Linked DNA regions of Homo sapiens: region 1 is linked to region 2. The links are chromatin contacts, found by Hi-C in ENCODE. All regions are on one chromosome and are shown on one strand. The core of a region is the stretch at or near the end of the contact, and the rest is flanking DNA. Distances in the headings are between cores, read along the strand shown. Region 1 has its middle 120 kb from the start of TEX13D. Region 2 has its middle 24 kb from the start of XIAP.

Region 1 (2,790 bases), core at 81-2,580, 380 kb before region 2:
AAGAGGTAATGAATGTGAAAGTACTTGATAGATGATAACCATTCTTATTCCTAAATCAAAAGATGATCTGGGGTAGAAGGAGAGCAGTCTGGCTGATAGGAAAGATATGTGGGCGGTGTTGATGCCTCCCACCTGCAACCACATACAACTCTACTCTCCACTTCTGGCATTACCCATTTAGTGGGTGACCTACATTCCGGAATTTCCAGGACAGCCACAGATCTAGTCCTTCCCCTCAGGGGACCACGTGTCAGAGTTGGGGAAAGAGAGGGACTGTGGTCAAAGAACATATTCCTGGCCTCCCTGACCTGCACCCTCTGCATTTCTCTCCTTTCCTCTACTCGTCTTCAGTGGGGATTTGCTCAGACTTCTTTCATGTGAAATCAAACAGAACTAGAAAGGTAAATCTCCTGGGTGCAAAAAAAGGAAACAAAAAATCACCAGCTCCGTACAATACATTTGAACACCAAATAGAAATGGTTGAGAGATCACTGCCATTCTAGTTATCTGTGACACCCCTCCCCTCCCCACCACATCCCTTCTCCCGTCCTCCCCCATCCTCTCCCCCATCCTTTCTCCAGAGGTGGCTAGAGTTGAAAAAACATTTGTCTCTCAGCTGATCATCTGGGACTGAGGAGAAAGAGGAGAAAGCGAATGAATTATTTAAGTTCTGCAGTGTGTGTGTGTGTGTGTGTGTGTGTGTGTGTGTGTGTGTGTAGGGGGTTCAGCACCCCCCCCCTTTAATTAATGAACAATCTGGCCCATTGCTCCTCCCGTAAGTATGCAAAATAACTTCTTCATTTGAAATCCCTGTTGTTGAATGTACTCCTTGGGCACAATCACATTGCCGCCCCTTGTTCTGCATAAGAAACCGCTGTTTCCAAGATAAGAATCTTTTCATTTAGCTGTCATGAGCTCATCCTTTTTCCTGTGCATTGTGGCTCCTTCTCCTTTGAGTCAATACCCAAACAATGACTGCCTGTGCTCTGGCACCCTCCTACCCCCAGCCCCGGAAGACAGAAGGCTGAGGCCTCCGGAAGCCTGCCTAGGCAGGCAACCCAAATTCTTTTCAGGCCTCAGATGTCAAGAGGGCAAGCAATAAGAAGATCTGAGACCCCTGAAAATCTACTGGCTTTAAAGTAGACCCTGGGAAAGAAACTCTGAATAGTATGATGTGTGTGGTAGGGGGCGGACAGGCGCTGCCCTGAGATCATGAACTTAAACAGTCTGGGAAATGTAAGGAGAGGGAATAAGGACCCACAAATGTGCAAAGCTGCTGTGTCTCTCTTCCTCTGTCCCTGATCAGCAGACTGCATCCTGTCCCTGCCCTTTGGTTTGGAACAACCACGCCCACAGCAGAAACCACACAATGGCACTTGCACTCCAATGAGAAACTAGAGAGGCCTCAGATTCTGTGGAGTCCAAACCCTTTCCTCATTCTGTATGCGGGTAAATTGAGGCTTAGGGAGGGGAAGCAGCTTGCCTAACAGCACTCAGATCGTTGAAGAGGTGGGTGCTAAAACTCCAGACTCATGCTGTTTATTCTACCACACATGGCTGCCTCTGGAGGGAATCAATAACATTTGTGTACAAAGCACTGAGGAAAAAGACAAGATAGGAGATTAAATTAGATCACAGTAAGCTACAAAGCCTATACAAACAGTAGGGGTTTTATTGCTAGCTTCCTCATTTATAGGCATTGTTTTCAAAAGATCCAGGAGAATAACAAAACTTAACCTTTACCAGTGAAAAAGGACTCTGCAGAAGGCAGTGAGTTTCCAAGACAAAATGTATGTAGTCACTTTACCTTGGGGAATGGGGCTACGTGGTCACATCAGCTCAGCACTCGCTCATTATTTCCACTTTGGGGAGAGGAAATAATGCACCAAAGAAGCTTTAATTAAGCTATAGGTAACTAACATGTGTCCAGCAGGAGGCCTGGGGCACTGAGGCCCACAAGAAATAAGAATAAGAAAGGTCCTGCCTTTAGAGAGGTTATAAGCTGTTCGATAAGCTGTCTGGTCTCTGCAATTTGATCAGAAGCCCCTTCAGGGCCAAGCCCGTGTATCCCTGGTAACTTCCAGGAGAGGAAAGAGTTCCCAGCAGGCGCCCCCTTGCTGATTGGCTGGTTAAGTGGCTAGAAAAGACCTCTCACGCTGATTCTGTTGTGTTCCCAGTGCAGCTTTTTCTCCACGTTTGGTGTAAAGGAACCTTTATTACATTTCAAACAAACGGTTCCCCTGTGGCCCTGAGAAAGCTCCAGTGATTCCCAGAATGTCTGGCCACCTGTGGCCTTCAAGGTGGCGGAGAGCATTTTCCTCTTAGCCACCAGAAGAAGTAATGTTTCAATGCCAGTAATGATGTTGCTAAGAAAAACCACAGTCAGAAGGAAAGTTTTCCCTCACCCTCCCATCAGTTTGGGGGCAGTCAGAAATCTCACATCCTAGATAGAAAAGCAGCAGAAGAGGAAGTAGGAGACTTGGGTGCCCATCCTAACTTGGCCCCTTATTAGTGGTTAGACTTCAACAAATCACTTCTATCTCTTGGCCTCAGTCTTTTCATCTGTAAAACGAGGGCATTGACTTGAGCAAAGTTTCCCAAACTAAGGTTTGGAAGTCTGAATCTTTTCAATTGTGGGGTTGGAGTGAGGGGTAGATATAATATAATAAAAGAGATACTTGGTAGCAAAAAGACAAGAAACAATGGACTGGATGAACATTTTTTGTTATAATATTTCATGATTCCAGGAAATCCAGTTTTTGTTCATGGGATTGGCTTTAAAATGAAACA
Region 2 (2,707 bases), core at 4-2,503:
CACAAGGCCGGGCGAGGTGGCTCATGCCTGTAATCCCAGCACTTTGGGAGGCCGAGGCGGGCAAATTGCTTGAGGCTAGGAGTTCGAGACCAACCTGGCAAACATGGCAAAACCTCGCCTCTACTAAAAATACAAAAATTAGCCAGGCGTTGTGGCGGGCGCCTGTAATCCCAGCTACTTGGGAGGCTGAGTCAGGAGACAGGAGAATCGCTTGAACCTGGGAGGCGTGGATTTCAGTGAGTCGGGATCGTGCCATTGCACTCCAGCCTGGGCAACAGAGAAACTCCATCTCAAAAAAAAAAAAAAAAAAAAAAAGAATATACAACACAAACGTGAACCCTCATTTAGTGTCAGAAACAGCAACAGCCTCCTGTAGGAAGGAGTAATCAGACGTTGTCAATGGAACCAACTGTATTGTCTTTTTGTTTTGTTTTGGGCTTGGTTTTTTGTTTTTTTGTAGAAATGGGGTCTCACTATGTTACCCATGCTGGTCTTGGAGGCCTAGGCTCAAGTGACCCTCCTGCCTTGCCCTCCCAAAGTGCTGGGATTATAGGTATGAGCCTCTGTGCCTGGCCCCAGCTATCTTCTTCACCTGTCATGCTTTGGACTCAATCACATTTTGGTTGTGTGGACTGGTTTAAGGGTTGTCAAGCTCACACATAAGACAAGGCAAGGGCCGGCCGGGCGTGGTGGCTCACGCCTGTAATCCCAGCACTTTGGGAGGCCAAGGCGGGTGGATCACAAGGTCAAAAGACCATCCTGGCCAACATGGAGAAACCTTGTCTCTACTAAAAAAAATTAGCCGGGTGTGATTGCACGTGCCTGTATAGTCCCAGCTACAGGAGTTCGAGACCAGCTTGGCCAACATGGAGAAACCTCGTCTCTACCAAAAAAAAAATTAGCCGGGTGTGGTTGCACGCACCTGTATAGTCCCAGCGACAGGAGTTCGAGACCAGCCTGGCCAACATGGTGAAACCTCGTCTCTACTAAAAAAATATGAAAATTAGCTGGGTGTGGTGGCGTACTATGCCTGCAATCCCAGCTACTCAGGAGGCTGAGGCAGGAGAATCGCTTGAACCCGGGAGGCGGAGATTGCAGTGAGCCAAGATCACCCCACTGTACTCCAGCCTGGCAACAGAGGGAGACTCTGTCTCAAAGAAAAAAAAGGCAAGGCAAGGGCCAAGAGCTGACTAATTTGGTTGGTAAAGAAACAATGAGTCATTCTAGATTTAGACATTTTATTACTTAGACAGCAAAAAGAAGACTAAACCTAGGTGAGAGCTCCCTGTGAATCATTGTCCCCAACACTAAAAATACAACACTGGCTGGGCACGGTGGCTCATGCCTATAATCCCAGTGCTTTGGGAGGCTAAGGCTGCAAGATCACTTGAGCCCAGGAGTTCAAGAACAACCTGTGCAACATAGTGAGACACCGTCACTACAAAAAATAAAATAAAAATTAGCTAGGCATGGTGGCAGGCACCTGTGGTTCCAACTGCTCAGGAGGCTAAGGCAGAAGGACTGCTTGAGCCCAGGATTTCAAGGCTTCAGTAAGCTGTGATTGCGCCATTGCATTTCCAATCTGGGCAACAGAGTGAGAATCTGTCTCAAAAACAAACAAAAAAACATGACAATGAAGCAAAAAGGGGCCAGATGACTGCAATGTGTGTTGTGGGACATTGTATTTGGGAGGAGTCCCTTCACAGCTACCACTTGGAGGTTTTATGTTCTGCAGCTTTATAGTATGCAGGATATATATTTATATAAATTTATATTTAATATTTATACAATGTGCATTTTATAAATTTTTATTTATGTATTATATTTAAAAGCAGTTTTATATTATGTGGGAGTGAGGCAGAAAGCTCCATTCCTCATCAGAGCCTGAGAGCCGATGGGAAATTGTCTCATGACAGCCTCCCATGGGAGAGTTGAGAGGTGGGACATGGCCTTGTAGGCTCAGGCCTCTTGTGATTGATCAGGCAATGACCTGGATTGGTCATTATTTGGAAGAAATCCAAGTTCAGACTTTTCAGGTAACTGGCTGTAAATTCCTAGAATCCTTATGTTGTCCTAGAAATTGCTTCACTTCCCTTAACCATTTCTTGCTAAGAGTGAGGAGGAATTAGCGGTAGTTCATTAGTTCATAAATTTAGCCTTTACGTGAATTGCAATATGCTTTAATTTTTTTTTTTTTGAGACAAAGTCTCACTCTGTCACCGAGGCTGGAGTGCAGTGGCGTGACCTTGGCTCACCACAACCTCCGCCTCCCGGGTTCAAGCGATTCTCCTGCCTCAGTCTCCTGAGTAGCTGGGATTGCAGGCATAGCACACCACCACACCCAGCTAATTTTCGTATTTTTTTAGTAGAGAAGGGGTTTCACCATGTTGGCCAGGCTGGTCTCAAACTCCTGACCTCAAGTGATCCACCCTCCTTGGCCTCCCAAATTGCTGGGATTACAGGCGTGAGCCATGGCGCCTGGCCTCCTTCTGGTTTTCTTTAGAAATTCCTGAGCAAAGATCTGTTCTGTGTGAAGTAAAGAGCTCTTAACCGGTGGATGGGCCTAACTCAGTTACAGCCAGGTTTCTGCCCAAAGAGAGCAGACTGAGTCAACAATCCTGCTTCAGGATGGTGTCCGAACAAGGCTTACTCCTGTTTGGGTATGCCACATGTTACTAGACATTAGGACAAATTAAGACTAACATTC

The links. A loop is a pair of places that touch in the nucleus more often than their neighbours do. Pooled maps may share reads with other maps.
Region 1: a loop to region 2 is called in a map of mammary epithelial cell, with 7 times the contacts of the local background. The contact joins two enhancer-like sites. A Hi-C loop is called at or near these places in 3 of 168 maps with a recorded cell type or tissue (K562, mammary epithelial cell and naive thymus-derived CD4-positive, alpha-beta T cell), 12 of 37 single-sample maps with no recorded cell type and 15 of 50 pooled maps.

What each region holds. Positions count from the first base shown.
Region 1 is chrX:124,216,236-124,219,025 of GRCh38, reverse strand. No RefSeq gene overlaps it. Among named protein-coding and RNA genes, the nearest start is that of TEX13D, 120 kb to the left of the region's middle. RefSeq lists an enhancer at 289-2,049. Within about 2 kb of position 1,330, at least 10 of the 41 ENCODE cell types and tissues checked have a DNase peak (open chromatin) inside an H3K27ac peak, as active enhancers do.
Region 2 is chrX:123,834,722-123,837,428 of GRCh38, reverse strand. No RefSeq gene overlaps it. Among named protein-coding and RNA genes, the nearest start is that of XIAP, 24 kb to the left of the region's middle. Within about 2 kb of position 1,253, at least 3 of the 41 ENCODE cell types and tissues checked have a DNase peak (open chromatin) inside an H3K27ac peak, as active enhancers do.